3 separate regions of the Homo sapiens genome follow, and regions 1 and 2 are each linked to region 3. Evidence: read pairs that join two places in POLR2A ChIA-PET (ENCODE). Cell type or tissue: GM12878. All regions are shown on one strand. Links, peaks and the distances in the headings refer to the core of each region. The heading gives the core; the rest is flanking DNA. Region 1 overlaps UVRAG (UV radiation resistance associated). Region 2 overlaps GDPD5 (glycerophosphodiester phosphodiesterase domain containing 5). Region 3 overlaps UVRAG (UV radiation resistance associated).

Region 1 (5,000 bases), core at 1-5,000, 190 kb before region 3:
GTGCTGGTACTTATTCAATGCTTATTAAACAAATACATTGCAACTCACTTTTGACAGAGGCTGTGCTCTGTATTTCTCTTGAGTCTCTAACGTTCCTCTTTGTCCAGACCAGAGCACATAGCTGGAGAGGTGGTACAGGGAAACTGCTGGTTTGTGGGCTAGATCTGCCCTTTGTTTGATTTATTTCTGGTAGAGGCCAATTTTCTAAAATTAAGTGTCCTTCTGAGTACTCTGGATAAGTTGCTAATGGTTTTCATCGGTCTGTTCTTCACTTCCTTTCACTGTGTCTCTGAGTATCACCATTTGCTTCCGTAACTGACCATAAAGGAGAGCCGAAGTAAGTGGATGTGCATATTCTCACACATGCTCATCCACACATCAAACACACAGTAAGTGGACAACACAGCTCTGCAAAAATGTGTTTTTCAAATGACATATTACACATGAAGAAAGTTTATAGACTTTATAAAATGTATGTCTGTGTACAAATGTGAAGGGGCATCGGTCTTAAGGTTTAACTCTTTTAGCACTTAAATTTAAGAGTGGCTAAGTCAAACTTTTAAATATATCCCTCTCTTAAAGAATAAAACCACAAATCATGTGAATAGAAAGCAGGCCTTCAGAGTAAGACAACAGGGGGCATAAATAAACACCTACTAAAAACAGTCAGTTTTCTTTTGTTTGACTCTAGAATTCAACTGATTTTTCTCTGCTTGAGTGATACTTAGAGAAAGAGTTCACTCTCACTGATTCTGGGCTTTTTAAGAAAAACCTCCAAACATAACTGGGTCTCCTGAATGGTTTGAATGAATACACACATAAAGTAAGGATGTAGAAACATACAATGTTAAAACTAAAAGGTATCTTGAATATTATTTCAGCCAATCCTTTTCTTTTGCAGATGGGAAAACTGAACCCCAGAAAGGGGAAGTAAATTATCCAGGGCCGCATGGTTCAATGGCAAAGATATTATCAGCCAGGGCCTCCTTTTCACAAACCATGCTACTCTCTACCACCTACCCCAAAGTCTGAGACGAAAACTGGTAACAATACTTGAGAAAGCAGAAGGAAAATAGTTTTTTCCTTTTTCAAACCTAGCTTGGTGACCTAAATCACCTCCTGAGATTTGCAGACCTTGAATTATAAGATCTACCCCATATTAAATGACATCATTTCTTGTATTAATATAAATGCATTTTTCCATACATTGATAAAAGCAAAATGGCTGATATCCCAACATGACGTTCCTGAATTCATTGTTTCAATAAGAAGTGAAATCGTTTACACATGGCATGGAAATTTTACCTGTGATTCATACCGAAAAATATTAAACATCAAGGAAAAAAAAAAACTTACTGAAATAACACTAAGCTATGTGTCTCCGAGTGAGTACACAGACAATTGCCTGCCCCAGGTTCCACAACGGAAGATGGGTGTTGAACTGTTTTCAGAGACCACAGTGAAAATTTCTCTCCAAGTCTGATTTTAACCAAAAAAAAGAAAAATGTGGGAATTTCAAGCCTCTGTCTGGGTCTTAACTCTCCATTTGCTGCATAGTACTATTTTTTTTTTAAATCATAGAATCTTTGAATTTTACAGCTTAAAGAGACCCTGGAGACCATCTTTCCAACCTTCTTCCTCTTATAAATGAAGAAACTAAGGCCCAGGAAGACAAGAGCATCCTGCCCAAAGTCACAGGGATGATAAGGGACAAAGCCAAGGCTAGAACCGCTTAATAACAGCTCCAAATTCTACCATATTACCCTTTTAATTTTCCACATAGGGAACTCAAAAATAAATGCATACATAACACATATATTATTATTAATAAAGTATAAGTATGGTTTAACAAGTCTAAACCACTACAAGATTTATAATGAAAAAAAAAGCAGTTCTCTGCTCTACTATCTACCCCAAACTCTGAGAACACCTTTTAGCTGTTTCTTCTTTACCTCATATTTCTGAATAATATGCTTATATTAAGATTTCTTATTCTCCCTTCCCCTCCAGTTAGAGACATCATCTACTATGCTCCCACCATGAAAGAAGAGAATTTAGCACTCTTATACCACTTTGCTCTCACACAAACACTTTATCCCCTTTCCCATACATTATCTACTAGCTTTTTCTTAAAGAATATGAGAACTTGACTCTACTCTCCCACACATAGTTCCCTTCCTCATCTTCTCAATACATTCAATATCATATTTTAAATTAAATCAATATTTACTGTTTACCTCACTATACCTACATAAACACTGTTCACTGCTGAGCCATGTAATGTATTATTCCTTTCTTGTACTTTTTTGTTTGTTTCACTGGAAGTGATAACTGCCATTTTTTCCACCAGTTGAGCTTTTCTATGTACTTGTCACTAGATACTCCCCAAACTCTAACAAAAATCTTAAAACTGGCCAGGTGTGGTGGCTCACACCCATAATCCCAGCACTTTGGGAAGCTGAGGCGGGTGGAGTTTCAGACGAGTCTGGGCAACATGGTGAAACACTGTCTCTACCAAAAGTACAAAAAATTATCCGGGCATGGTGGTGCTTGCCTATGGTCCCAGCTACTCAGGAGGCTGAGGTGGGAGGATTGCTTGAGCCTGGGAGGTTGAGGCTGCAGTGAGCTGAGATTGTGCCACTGCACTCCAGCCTGCGTGATAAGAGTGAGACCCTGTCTCAAAAAAAAAAAAAGAAAAGAAAAAAGAAATAGAATAAAAAACCTTAAAACTCTTCTCAATCTAACTAAACACACCATAAAATTGATCAAGTCCATTTTGCTCTTAGAGATATATTTCCTGAAGCCTCCTCTCTCTGCTTCAACTGAACTGGCTGCTAGCTAGGCCTGCTGCATTATATTCCTACAAGCTTCTTTAGCCATCATGCTGGAAATTTTGTTTACTTTTCTTCTGTGCTGAAGCTGTTATTTCCTAGATTGTCTTCTTTCTTGATCTACTGCCTCATCTTGGTGGAGTGTATCCTATAATATCTTTCTGGGAAAGGATAGCATGGGAGGTAACTTTCATGACACCCTGAATATTTGAAAATATAACTATTCCATTCTTATACTTGAATGATAGTTTGCCTAGGTATAGAACTCATGGCTGCAAATACTTTTTCTTAGGTAGTTCCAAAGTATTTCTTTACTGTCATTTAGCTTTTCACGTGGTGACTGAGAAACCCGTTAACATGCTGGTTCCTGATCCTTTGAATGTAAGTTGATTCTTCTCTCTGGAAGCTTTTAGGACTTTCTTCTTTAACCTTAGTATTCTGAAATTTCATAGTGATAAGCCTTCATTTCGGTCTTTCATTCATCATTTTCAGTCTGTTTTCATTCCCTGGGCCAAGCACTTAGTACATCCTTTCAATATGAATACTCTTATTGCCTAATTCTGATCATTTTCTCCTATTATTATTATTTTGCCTCCTCCTCCTTCTTCATTTTACCCTCTGGATTTTTTTTTTTCACTTTACCCTCTGGATTTTTTTTTTCACTTTATTTTAGACTTTTTTTTTTAATATTAGAGGCTTTCCTCTAATGTCTCGTAATCTTTGGCCGTTAGTTTATCTTTACAGGTGAGACTGTGAGACTCTAAAAAGCTGTGAAGGAAGTCTGTGCATTGGCAGTGCTTGATGACTGGCTGTGGGGGGAGGGTTCATTGCAGAATGAGTGGATGGAAATCCAGCCTTCCCACGGGGAAAGGTTAGTACTACAGCCCCAGGACTTTTCATTGCTGCCTCTGTTTTTTCCTCAGAAAGAATCCTCTGTCTTGAGGCATAATCTGGATCTTATTTGGGGAATAAAGTTGGAAAAGGCAGTTGGGGAACTCTGTGTTGGTATGTTACACTTTCACGTAATCACCTTTTGGTAAGGCACCTTCCTTCTTGTTCCCAGTATATCAAGCAGTTTACGTTCAGAGCTTCTTGGGCTCAATCTTTTTCAGCAAGTAAACCTTCATTTTCCCACTAGGGCATGTGGGAACGTAGTTATTGGGCTACACAGAGTGGGAAAAGTGAACTGGGAGTATTACTTCTTTTTCTATAGACTGTCAACCTACCCTCCTATGTTTAGCTCTATATATTATCCCTAAACTTCATGAGATACTCGGTACCACCACATCCTTCTGGAGTCTGTGGTTTGGATTATATTGCTTCGTAAAGGCTTCTGCCAAGTCAGTTTATCACTCATTCGTTTATTTGAAGTTTTCTAAATTTTCTTGGTCTTATCTATTCTTTTCATCCTTGTGAATTTAAAATTTTAAAATTATTTAACCTTATTAGTAGCATTTTAGTAGAGAAGTGACTTAAACAAACATATTCAGGCGGGTAGACTGCTTGAGGTGAGGAGTTTGAGACCAGCCTAGCCAACATGGTGAGACCTCATCTCTACTAAAAATGCAAAAATTAGCCAGGTGTGGTGGTGTGCGCCTCCCAGCTACTCGGGAGGCTGAGGCATGAGAATCACTTGAACCTGGGAGGTGGAGGTTGCAGTCAGCCGAGATTGTGCCACTGCACTCCAGCCTGGGTAATGGAGACTCTGACTCCAAGCAAACAAACAAATAAAAGTCTCATATATATATATGGGATTTTATATATAAAAAACCAGCTTTTCAATACTGGCTAACAACTCTTCTGATAGCTTTTTACACAGTACTCATTACTCTGGCAGAAAGCTCTCTTTCTTGTCTCTATGTCTCTCTCTAGGCATCCTATATCTCATGTCTTATCTATTCTCAAAGAACCAACAGAAGTTCCATTTTCCACTGGAAGCTCTCTGATTACTGCAGGTAAGTGGGCATTTTACCCTTGACCCTAAACTCCTCCCCATACGCACTTTTCCATTTGTTCTTTTTGGAAAGCCTTAACCAACTGGATAGGTACTTGATAAATACTTGTTAATTAACAAGTTAAATTAATACAGTATAGGAAGAAATGAGAGGCATCACGACACAGTAGGATAGGCTTAAATGCAGAAGAGCTGGGTTTGAATACCAGTACTGT
Region 2 (6,947 bases), core at 1,085-6,084, 420 kb after region 3:
TACAGTTGTGAGAGTTAGATGAGTAAACACAGGAAATGCCTAGAACAATGCCTAGGCATCATATATAAATGGTAGCTAGATAAAGCCAAGGGTGATTTTGACCATATGCAACTTATTCGTGATGTGCTGACCTTAGGATGTGACTGCCACTGTGGAAGCCAATCCACTGAATAGCAGCATTTCCCATTTGGGTATTGAGGGATCTATAGGAGTTCACCAAACTGAGGCAAGTGGAAAGGCATTCTACACAGAAGAAATTAACTTTGCAAAAGTGTTGAGCTGGAGAAGGGAGTCCCTGGAGCAGGGACTTAGCTCCAGGTGGCAGGGCTGCCCTGAGGTGAGGAGGGAAGGAAATGACTGGAAAGTGAGTTGTGGGCAGGTTGAAAAAAGTTTTGCGTGTAGGGTTTGTACTTAATCCTGTAGGTTCCAGGATGTCCTTCTGTTTCTCAGGCAGCAATATGAGAGGCTTGAGTACCATCATGAGGAAGCCATTTCTGAGGGCAAATCAACAGGATCTGGGGAGATACTGGACTTGGGGGTGTAGGGAGAGGTCAGGACTGATGGGGCTCACACCCAGGTGTTTGGCGCGGGTCATTTACATCAGTTTTGAATGTGATACACATACCTACCCTGGCTTGCTTTCCCTCCTCTTCCAGTAAATTAGAAACTTCATGATTGTTCTCTGCTCAGATTGGCTCTTTGGTAGGGGAGGGTGGAAGTGTAACTCCCTTGGCAGAGGGGTCTGGAGGAGCCTAGCAGGGCCGGTGGCCTCCTCCTCTGCCCCCAGCCCTGTCTGTGGAGAGCGGCTCCTGCTCTCTCACCCTCTCCTCTCCCAGCACCCCTCCCCACTCTGATCACAGCCTCAGAGTCCAAATGGAACAGGCCAGACTGTTCAGGTGGCTGTTGCCACGTCTCCCTGAGCCCCTGCTCTGGAGCCCCGAGCACCAGCCTGGAGCCCTGGCCCAGCCAAAGGCTTCACCCCTGGAGCAGGTGACTCTGAGCGAGGCCATGGCCCGAGTCCCTGTTTCCAGGATGTTTGTGTCCCTGTGGACCTGTCTTTGTATGGCTCCATGTACTTCTGGGAGCCTGTATGCTTGCGCCAGTGTGCCCACTCATGTCACCTGTGTCTGTCCGTGAATATGTGCCCTATGTCTTTTTGGATGTCTCTGTGTGTTCGCATGTGTTTGCACAAGTATGAGGTGGGCCTCTTAGGCTCTCTCAGGGCCCCCATGGTTATCTTGTCATAAATGGCAGTCAGGTTAGGGTGCTCTGAAAGGGGCTAAGTGCGAGGAGGGGCCGAGCCAGGGTATAGCCCTTGCCCCTGGGGGCCTGTGGTCTGAGGGAAGATCCAGACCTCACCAATGTGGCAAACTCAGCAGAAATACAAGTTCCCAGATTTGAGAAACCTCTTTGGGACCCCTCATGCTGCACTTGGCCTCGGTGTTGGGGACCCAGGGTCAGATCAGACCCTGCCCCTACCTTCCAGAGCCAGCCCAGGCAGTCAGCTATGCAGTTGGACACTAGCGTGGCTGCTGAATGGATGGCTGTACAGGGCACAAGAAAACAGGTGAAGGCATGCCCAGGCCTGCTGGAGAGTCAGGGAGGGCTTCCTACAGGAGGAGTTTGAGTGGTGACTACAGAGCTGTTTGGGGGATGAGAGGAAGGAGATAGAGAACAGAGCTGGGCTTGGCGTCAGATGGCACTGGCGGGTTTGAAGAAAAGGGAGATGGGGAGGGTGATTCTCATCTTCCAGGCCTGGAGGTTGGAGGGAATGGAGGTGTCTTGAAATGCGTGGAAAGGAAGAGGAGTTCCCATTTGGCCACTGTGGGTATGAGCTTCCTGTGGGATGTCCAGGTGCAGATGACCAGAGGGTTGCAGGATACTTGAGTCTTGAACTTGGTCCAGCCAGAGATGGGTGGTTGAAACCGTGGGGTGGATGATACTGCCAAGAAGGATGTGATGGGCAAGGGAGGGAAAGGGGGCTTAGGATTGAGAGCAGCAGCATTCAGGCCTGGGCAGAGAGGATCCAGCGAAGGGGCTGGTGAGGTGGGGCCAGAAAGGGGGACAAACAACCAGGCAATCAGTGGCTGAGGATGGAGAAGTGCCCCATGGATTTACCCACACAGAAGCCATTGTTGAACTTGGTGGCAGCAGAGGGTAATGGGTTTTGCAGTGGGTGGGACGAAGTGGAGATATGGGTGCAGACAACTCTCAGAAGTTTGGATGAGAAGGGAGGAGAGAAAGGGAGGAGAGCTGGGAAGGGGTGCAGGGGATGAACTGCATGAGCCCCAGGCCTGCTCACTGCTGATTGGAAGGAGCCAGAAGAGGAGAGAGGAGAGGCCAGAGGGAGGAGGGAGGGTGAAGTGGTCATCTGTAGACACCCGCCTAGTCCTCTGCCAGGGGCAGGGAGGGTGCCTGGAGGGGGTGGTGCTTTCTGGAGGAATGGCTGTGGAGGGCTGAGGGTGAAGGAGGTGCAGTGCTGGGCAGGCAGCCTTCAGTCTTGCCCTGACCTCTGCCAGTCTTCATATCTGCAGGGTATGGTGGTAGCAGCCACCCTGGGGTGTGGGGAGGATCCCAGGAGGCAGAAGCTCCACTAGCTCAGAGCATCCTCGTAAACCAGGTTCAGGTCAGGAGTTGAAGCTCAGGGCTGGGCGGGGTTGGCCTCTGGTGGTTTTTGCATCTTCAGTGCTCACCAAAGCTGTTTCGTAGACACTGCAAACAAGAAAGGCCTAGGAAGGTCAGGACGTGGATGGCCTGCTTCCAAAGAGGCCACACCCAACCCCATCTCTGGGCCCAGCTCTCAATTACAGGGAAGTTCTTCCTTTGGGTCTAGCCTAAGTCTTTCCCGCTGTGTGTTCCCTTCTGGTGAACTTGTTCAACCCTGCTCCATGGAGCCAAGCCTATCAGCTGGCCACTTGGAGTGGCGGTCAGTATTTTTACAACTTGTTTTCATGAAGATGATTTGAAGTCTCCTTGCATTCCCAGAATGTCAGACCCGCCCTGATTCACAAGGATTGACCAAAACAGGGTCTGAGCCAACCAGAGGAATTTGAAGACTTAGTCATCCCCCTTGGATCATCTGCACATTCTTCTCCTTTCCTTCCAGTTAAAAAAAAAAAAAAAAAAAAAAAGGAAAAGAAGAAGAAAGAAGGAAAGTTAGCCTAGATGACCAGATGTCCAGGAAGGGACAGTGGCATTTGGGGGTATAAACCAGCTCAGATGATGATGGCTGTGGACAAAGGGGTGGGACCTGAGGGGAGGGGTCAGTGCTTGGCTTTGCACCTGGCAGACGTCAATTCAAGTGCATGTTCTGCTGCTTGCAAGATGGGGATCTTTCACAGGAAAGATCTGAGCTTCAGTTTCCTCATCTCTGAAATGGAAGCATTGATGGCACCCACCTGAGACACCTGAAGCAGACCTAGAAGCAGACCCTGAGACAAGGATTCGTGTGACAGTGACTCATTAGGAAGCTTCCCTGCTGAGGGAAACCTGCTAAGGGAATAGGAAACGTAGAAGCAGAAAGAGAAGGAGGAGAAGCAAGAGGCTATTTCCAGCCAAGCTCCATAGAAGGAACTTTGGCTTTGTCTTCCAGAGGGACACTGTAAGTCATACCCTAGGGCTGACCCTCCAGGGGCAAAGATGCTGGAGAATTCATACCTCTCCCTCCTGAGTCAACAGACTCATGTAAGGTGCTGATTGCCCAGGACCTGGCACCAGCAAGTGACAGCTGTGAGAAAGGGGTGTGCAGAAGGGGGAATCCCAGGCTGTGTGGTCAGCAAGGGGCAGTGCCTTCTGAGAGCCCCACTGTGCTCCACTGCTTCTCTAGCCCCAGGTCTTTCTCTGTCAGCTTCTAGAGGCAAAATCCCACAGAGCTCCCGCCCCCATTGTTCTCCCAGATGACTTGGCTTTGGGCAATCTCTCCAACCAGTCCAGGTCCCTCCCAGCCCTAGAGGCCCTGGTAACCTGCTGTAGTTCTCCCTCCCAGCCCACCCACCCAGCCCGGAGGGCATCAGTGACGAGTAGGAGGTGGGACAAGGCTTAAGGGCAGAGGTTAGTTCAAGGCCATGGAGGCACCAAATGCCCATAGAGGACATCAAAGCCACTGTGGCCCATCCCCACCTGAGTTGAATTTGGCTTTTCTTCCTAGCCCACCCACTCTGTGTTTCCATAGACGGTGCTCAGGGATCACTTGGGGGAACTTGCGTTGGTCAACACATTCCAGGAACAAATAAACAGGTTGCCCTTCCTGGCTGTACTGACTAAATCCTAAGACTCTGACTATGTGACTCTCACTTTCACTGGTGATGTCAGCCTGGGTTAGCCCTCATGGGATCCACCCTTAACTCTCTCCTGTCCCCTGTGACATCACAAGAGATGTTACCCATGATCTGGCCTCCCCACTCAGGCCTCTGGGAGTCAGCCCCCCCTCCACCAGCCCCCCACAACAGACCATGACAGGCCTGGGTGCTAGTCCACACTCTGTCACCTGCTGTGTGACCTTGGCCAAGTCACCTCCTGTCTCTGAGCCTCAGTGCCCTATGTTTGTAACCCATTTTGTATGTGCTCAACTAAAATCAGGAGATTGTAACATGGTGTTAATCCCTGCTTGACGCAGTGGATGCCCAGAAAGGTGAAGTGATTTGCCGGTGATCACACAGCAAAAGAGCAGAGAGGGCCAGGACCTGCTCCCAGCCCCATGGCCGGTTAAGTGAGCATCTTACTCTTTATCAGCTCTGCCCTGGCCCACTAACCCCTCTTTGGTTCAGAACTTGAATTAAGCCCCCAGTGGTCAGGATGAACTGAGCCAGGCACCGAAGTGGTCAGTCACTGCTGCAAACTCATTAACTCATCTGATACCCATGTATTGAGTACCTATTGTATAAGGGATTCTGTGCTCAGATAAGTACAGTTTTACTTTCACCAGGTTTAACGTACAATCCACTGCAGAGGCCTGGGGCACCTGCAGGCGCCGAGAGAGGGTGCCCTTAGGGTGGTGGTCCCAGAGGAGAAAGTGGTCTAAAAATTCCAGAGCCCCCTCACTGTCCAGGAGGCAGGCAGGGAGTGGCTAGGTTGGGGAGGTGAATGTCAGGAAAACAAGTTTGTTCACTCCTGGGTATTACTGCTGCCTGTGGTGGGTCCAGCACTGTGCCAGGCTGGGGGTGAGGCCGGGAGACAACTTTGATCCACCATCAAGGCCTCCACCCCTTACGCGTCCTGCCACCTTTGTTCACATGATGCGCTTGGTGTGTTTGTCTACACCTTTAGCTCATGGGCTCCTCCAGCAGGGGCTGCGTCTGTCTGCTGGGCACACAGGAGAGCTCAGGAAATGTGCGTTGGTGACTAGATTTTTGGTGTCTAGACTGGCTTGGTAGTAAGAGTATGAATTCAAGAGACCCTAAACCCTCTCGAGCTCTGTTTACCATCTATAAAAAATATCTACTGCAGCCGGACATGGTGGCTCATGCCTGTAATCCTAGCACTTTGGGAGGCCAAGGTGGGGAGATCACTTAAGCTCAGGAGTTCAAGACCAGCCTGGGCAACATGGCAAAACCCCGTCTCTACAAAAAAAATACAAAAATTTGCCGGGTATGGTAGCACATACCTATAGTCCTAGAGACTCAGGAGGCTGAGGCGGGAGGATTGTTTGAGCCTGGGAGGCGGAGGTTGCAGTGAGCTGTGATCGCGCCACTGCACTCCAGCCTGAATAACAGAGCGAGACTCCGTCACAAAAAAAAAAAAAAAAAAAGAAAGAAAGAAAAGAAAAAAAAAGAAAAATAGTCTGCAGCGGGAGGCTAAGAGGCGTCAGATAGCGTACATAGAAACCTTGGCCTCGTACAGAGAGTATGTCCAGCCCTTGTAAATGTTGGGCAGTATTACAATAGATGGGCCCTCGGCACTGTGCCAGGCTGAGCAGGAAACATGAGGGAGATGGGGTCTGGCCCCTGTTACAGCCACTGCACACTGTACAGTTTACACAGTCCTGTCACGTCCTGCTCACTGGTTCTCCCTGTCATCCCAAGAGGGGATCTGGGCAGGTCCCAGTGTCCCCATATGACATAGGAAGATGTTGACCTGCCTTCTAGTGGCCAAGCCAGGAAGAAAAGCCAGGTCTCCTGGCTCTCAGTCTCCTGCTCACTCCTCTGCTCCCCCACCTCCCCAACTTGCTTCCTGCTCTCTAGAAGCTCTTTGTGAAACATGCCAGGAAGAGCAGTGGGCAAGGAATGTGGAGATTTGCCAGCCCAGGTGTCAGGGGCTGAGGAAAATAGCTATGGGCTACAGGTCACCATGACCACTGCCCAGCTGGATGGCGGGGGGCTTCTAGCCTGGCGCAGCAGAGGCTGCTGGGCCCTCCCAGCCTAGCCGGCTCCCTTTCCAGGGGGATAGTGTAACAAGAACTGGGGTTGGAAGACCCGGGGCACCCTGGCTCCCCTGCAAGATGCTGTTGGAGCTGAAGGGACTTTAAGGAGTACAGGGTCTGTGGAAGAGGCCAGTCAAGTTGTGATCACTGCCCCTGAGGAAATTTGAGTGCTTACTGCCCTGGAAATACAGCCCCATGCACAAGGCATAAGCATAAGGACCTTCCATGTGGAAAGCACTTGTAAAAGGCAAACTGGGGAAGGCAGGGCTGGCTGACAGACAAGCAGTTGCTCACAGATGTGAAGTCACCAGCACAGGGGGTCTAGGCCCCACAACATGAGAGGTGGTGGGTGGGGAGTGGACAGGCCTCTCCTAAATTTGGAGCACTGAGAGCAAAAATACAAATAGAGATCCATGTATCTTTGTCAGATATTCGAAGATTGTAAAGCAAGCCAGGAGACTGTTAAATAAAATAGATTTGATTTTCCCTCCTTCCCTCCTTGACAAATATACCTTCACAATGTACATTGAAATACGTACATTGTGTACATATTTACATTGTGTAAAGTTTAGTTTTATTTGACTGCGAG
Region 3 (5,000 bases), core at 1-5,000:
TACCTTACAAGATATGGACTATCTATACTAGATATCAGTGTGCAGATGGGTGGATTAAAAGAAAAAAAAAATAAATTGCAATTTGTATTAAATATTTAATTTAAAAAGTAAAATAATATAAATCTCAAAGTTAGCAAAAAATATCTATAGAAGCAAGGTATAGGAGAGTCCTCTTCAACTCAAGAGTGCCCAGAAAATATAAAACAGAAAACAGAATTACACGATACAACAAATATGAACTTTTTGTATAAGGTATCATAAGTCAAGATGTAATTGTCAGATTTGGGAAAAAAATACCAAGTACTCTTAGGAACTTATGAGAAAAATGCAAGCAACTCAATTTTTAAAAACTAGGTAAAGTAAATGAATAGGCAAATTCACAGAAGAATACCCTAAATAGCTAATAAGCTTAAGAAAACATGTTAAATTTCACTTGTAGCTCAAACTAAGTACTTGCACCAGGCTGACAAAAATTGAAGTAATACTGAGGTATCATTTACACTCATCAAATTAGTAAAAATCATAAAAATTGATGATGGCCATTGCCAGCACAGAATCAGGGTAAGGAGTAATGCCATTTATTTTGTGCCCTTTGGGAAAACAACCTGATTATCTCTAACAATTGAAACAATACATACCCTTTGACTCAGAAATCCCACTGCTGGGAATGTAATCCATGGAAACAAAATCATCATAAAAACAAGGTTATATATGTGTATAAATATTTCCTTCAGTAATGTGCATACTGTCAAAACAAACACGCATTAAAAACCAGAGCCAGAGTAAATATTATATTAAATGCCTATCAATAGGGTAGTGGCTGAATAAATATGATATAGCCTCACCACTGACTATTATTAAGCCATTTAAAAAGTGAATTAGAGGAATGTATGCATAGAATATTGAACAAGAAACCCAAGTATGTGTATCAACTCCAATTTTATAAAACAATTTTAATTTTATAAATTAATTCAAACCATATACATAAACCATAAATTATATAGAAAACATATATAAATGTATCTATAAATCATATCTATGACATATAGAGAGACTATGGGAAAAAATACAGATGGATACATATCAGATTGTTAACATGGGTGAAGGGTGACTAGGGGTCATGCGGACCTATGTTCTGTGTTTGGGTGGTTTGCTGGCAGCGGAATGGGGGAAAAGGGCTTAAAGAAGAAGATGAGCCAAAAAGTACAAGGAAAGGGGAAGGAGAAGACTTCACCCTATAATTACTCCCGTATTTTGCTTAAATCCTATTTTTGTAAAACTGTGTGTGTGTGTATATGTGTGTCTTTATGTGTATGTATACATACATAGATATATTTATAGTATATGTAGAGACGGATGAATAAAGAAGAATAAAATGTGCTGCTGCACATAAATACAAATTTTGCTCCACCAAAACTCACATTAAATACCAAAATTAGCCAGGCGTGGTGGCTCACACCTGTAATCCCAGCACTTTGGGAGGCCGGGGCAGGTGGATCACGAGGTCAGGAAATTGAGATCATCCTGGCTAACATGGTGAAACCCCGTCTCTACTAAAAACACAAAAAATTAGCCAGGCGTGGTGGCACGTGCCTGTAGTCCCAGCTACTTGGGAGGCTGAGGCAGAAGAATCGCTTGAACTGGAGAGGCGGAGGTTGCAGCGAGCCAAAATCACACCATTGCACTCCAGGCTGGGCAACAGAGCGAGACTTCGTCCCAAAAAAAAAAAAAAAAAAAAAAAAAAAAAAAAAAACCAAAATTATTTTATTTTAAATTTTGATTGAAAACCTTCCTAAATCTTCTATGTGCCTGCTTTCTTATGAAGGCTCTCATAATTACACTTTTCTATTTTACTGATGATTTGGCACCAACATGGCATAATAGAAAACAGCACGTGCACTGGAGCCTGGCAGACCTTTCTTCAGACCTGCTTCCACACTTAACCAGCCTGTGGCCCAGGCAAATCATCTCACCATTTTAAGACTGCTTCCTCATCTGTTAAATGGAGACAGCATTATTAAAAACTAAGACAGTGCACTCATAATTCTCGTGAGTAACTTGAGTTATGAAATGCAATACAGACATGTGCTTTGGCCAAGTTGGCTAGCTATGTTTTTTTCTTTAGTTGGCCTCTCCTTACAGTGAACTGTTTCTCCTCCTCTCTCTTTTTACATGAAGTAGTGAGACAGGGCTGTTTAAGAATCCAAACAGTGACTACAAAGGTAGGACAGTAGCTAATATGATTTATCACTCAGCTATATTCCAGAATCAAAGAGTATAACAGAGCAAACTATCAGCTTTCGCTTCTTGCTGTCAGTGTGTCTATTTTAACAGTAATCCTCTTAATTCCTCCCCTAACTTACTTAAAATAAGCATACAGAAACTGGGTAAGAGCCTAGTCTCTATTAAGAAAAGAAAGTACACGAGTTTTAGCACATAAACTTTGTAAAGTCTGCTTACAGTTGGGTTCTTAGCTGTATTCTGTATAACTGCAATTACCACTTAGAGTCCATTAGGCAGGGAGGAAAAAAAAAAATCTCTTCCTGCAGCCTAAAAGTTGGTTATCACATCCATAGTTTAAAGATGATAAACAAAGTTATACCTTATACTTCTCATCCCATCTCTTCTCTAAACACTATGCTATTGATAATTTATTGGTTGTGAGCATTTTCCTGTTAAAATTGGAATTTTATAGTTGACAGTACTTTCTAGCAAAGTGCGGGGAGGGGAATTTGCTTCTAGAGAGCCAAATAAAGGTCTTCCCAAAACACTTATAGAAAGAGTTGGATTGAAAGTCACAAAATCCTGAAAATCTCACCACATGTTGTGTGGAGAGCAGGGGCTGAAAGAAAGCAACAGCTGAAGGCTCACAGACCTGATTGCATTTTCATCACCTTTTAAATATTAGCCTAGAAATTTTTTGCAACTCTCATTTTACCAGATGGAAACCATTAGGAAAAACAAAACTTTAGTCCTCTAGTAACCTGAACAATAGTTCAATTTGATCAATAGAAATGGCATTTATTATCTGTTTAACATATATATGATACACACTGCGATAGGGCTAATACAAAGACTAATAAAACAAGGATTCTTGCCTAAAGGTGCTCTCAGTTTGGGGGTGTTGAGATGAGTGGAGGGAAAATCAGACAATGAAGAACTATTTATAACACAGTAAGCACTCCATAAATGATAGTTATTGATTATACAAGTAGGGAGTGGGAGGACTTTGAAATAAAGACCTTGGTCCCTAAGGGCATGTATTGCTAAATGTCCCTTGAATATCACACTAAGAAGTGTGAACTTTCTCCTGTACATGATATATCAAAGCTTTCTAAGCCCAGCGAGTAAGAAAATTCATGTATCTTTTTTTTTTTTTTTTCTGAGACGGAGTCTCGCTCTGTTGCTCAGACTGGAGAGCAGCGGCGCGATCTCGGCTCACTGCAAGCTCTGCTCCTGGGTTCACGCCATTCTCCTGCCTTAGCCTCTGGAGTAGCTGGGACTACAGGCGCCCGCTACCATGCCTGGCTATTTTTTTTTTTTTTTTTTTTGTATTTTTAGTAGAGAAGGGGTTTCACTGTGTTAGCCAGGATGGTCTCGATCTCCTGACCTCATGATCTGCCCGTCTCGGCCTCCCAAAGTGCTGGGATTACAGGCGTGAGCCACCACACCCAGCCCACGTATCTTTTAAAAGATCACTCCAGCAGCAGTGTAAAAGATTGTAAGGATTTAAGATACACTGGTTTATATGATAGCCTCTGGAGCTAGACTGCCTGGGTTTGAATACAAATTCTAACACTAGTTTGTGTGACCTTGGTGAAGTTACTTAACTGCTTTGTGCCTTAATTTCTTCATCTAGGAGATAAGGAAATAGTCTAGGAAAATACAGATTAAAAACAAAGAAGGGTCGACAGATGAGACATCTTGCCAAAGAATCAATATGGTTTATCATCAACTATATCTATCACCAAGGGAAGAAAAATTAGAGAAACCAAAAATGACTAAGATTACTAGCTTGGGAGACTAGGATGGTGATAATACCATTAGACAAACCAGGGAAAAGAAAAGGAAGAGGAGTATTAACGCGATGAGTGTGGCTCCAGACACTTTGGGGTTGAGGTTCCTCAAGGACAAAAAAGTTCAAATATCCATGGTGGTTGGAAAATGCAGACTGGAAATCCAAAAGAGAGGTAGAGCTAGAGATATAGATTGAAGAGGTATTAACATGTAGATGTGTTGGTTGTAGCTTTAGTAACACAAGAGAGTACCTAGGGAAAAAGAGTAATACAGAAGAGTCCTAGTAAGCTCACAAGCCAAAGGAACTCCAACAATTAACCAAGAAGTATTGGTAAGATAGAAGGACAGGAGAAATATAGCCATAAGAAATAATCCTTTCCTTCAAGAAGATTTCAATGTCATTAAGGAGAAAAGACACACACATGTTAAATATTTTTTATTATGACTGTTTAGAATTAACAAAAGCAACTTTGAAAGTAAAACCACCTTTGCAAAAATTATGAGTGACAGAAATCAATCAACATGTAGCTGACTCCATCTTGCTTCTAGCCTCACAAGCTGTCTTTGTACATTCCTGGGCATAGGCCAAGCTAACTACGGGAGGAATTTAGTTTATAGCTTAACTTTAAAATAAAGATGATAACAGTCCCTTCCTGAAAGTAACCTCCTCCTTATTACTCAGGGACTGAAAACACCTTTGTAAAATTATGGTTCAGGAGTCATGCACCCAGAGGTCACAAGGTTTGTAACATTCCCAATTGCTCCTATAGATAACATCACTATCATAAAATCTAAGACTGGTGCTTGAGGTATTTTTCAGACTCTGAATTCTGATGGACCAGCTGGTATCAAATAAGTAGCCCATATCAAGAAACTGGCTTAATTGGTCTTATGACCCCCACACAGGAACTAACTTGGCACAAGAAGACAGCTTAGACCCCCTATGATTTTAGCCCCAACCCAACTAATCAGGTTTCCCCATT

What was found. Peaks named below come from ENCODE experiments on the same cell type or tissue, not always from the same donor. Only the 100,000 strongest peaks of a DNase experiment are listed, where the experiment ranks them.
Region 1: POLR2A ChIA-PET joins it to region 3 with 5 read pairs; 3 of 35 experiments call an interaction of 5 or more read pairs at or near these places.
Region 2: POLR2A ChIA-PET joins it to region 3 with 5 read pairs; 2 of 35 experiments call an interaction of 5 or more read pairs at or near these places.

What each region holds. Positions count from the first base shown.
Region 1 is chr11:76,110,424-76,115,423 of GRCh38, reverse strand. The region is part of intron 13 of UVRAG (UV radiation resistance associated); the gene reads right to left. Among named protein-coding and RNA genes, the nearest start is that of WNT11, 94 kb to the left of the region's middle. In GM12878, for the core only: no CTCF peak of the experiment used is centred there; no DNase peak of the experiment used is centred there.
Region 2 is chr11:75,495,579-75,502,525 of GRCh38, reverse strand. All of the region lies in intron 1 of GDPD5 (glycerophosphodiester phosphodiesterase domain containing 5), which reads left to right. Among named protein-coding and RNA genes, the nearest start is that of GDPD5, 27 kb to the left of the region's middle. In GM12878, for the core only: a CTCF peak has its summit at 6,073 (motif pointing left); no DNase peak of the experiment used is centred there.
Region 3 is chr11:75,916,762-75,921,761 of GRCh38, reverse strand. All of the region lies in intron 6 of UVRAG (UV radiation resistance associated), which reads right to left. Among named protein-coding and RNA genes, the nearest start is that of UVRAG, 100 kb to the right of the region's middle. In GM12878, for the core only: no CTCF peak of the experiment used is centred there; a DNase peak (open chromatin) is centred at 2,013; H3K27ac peaks cover 554 bases.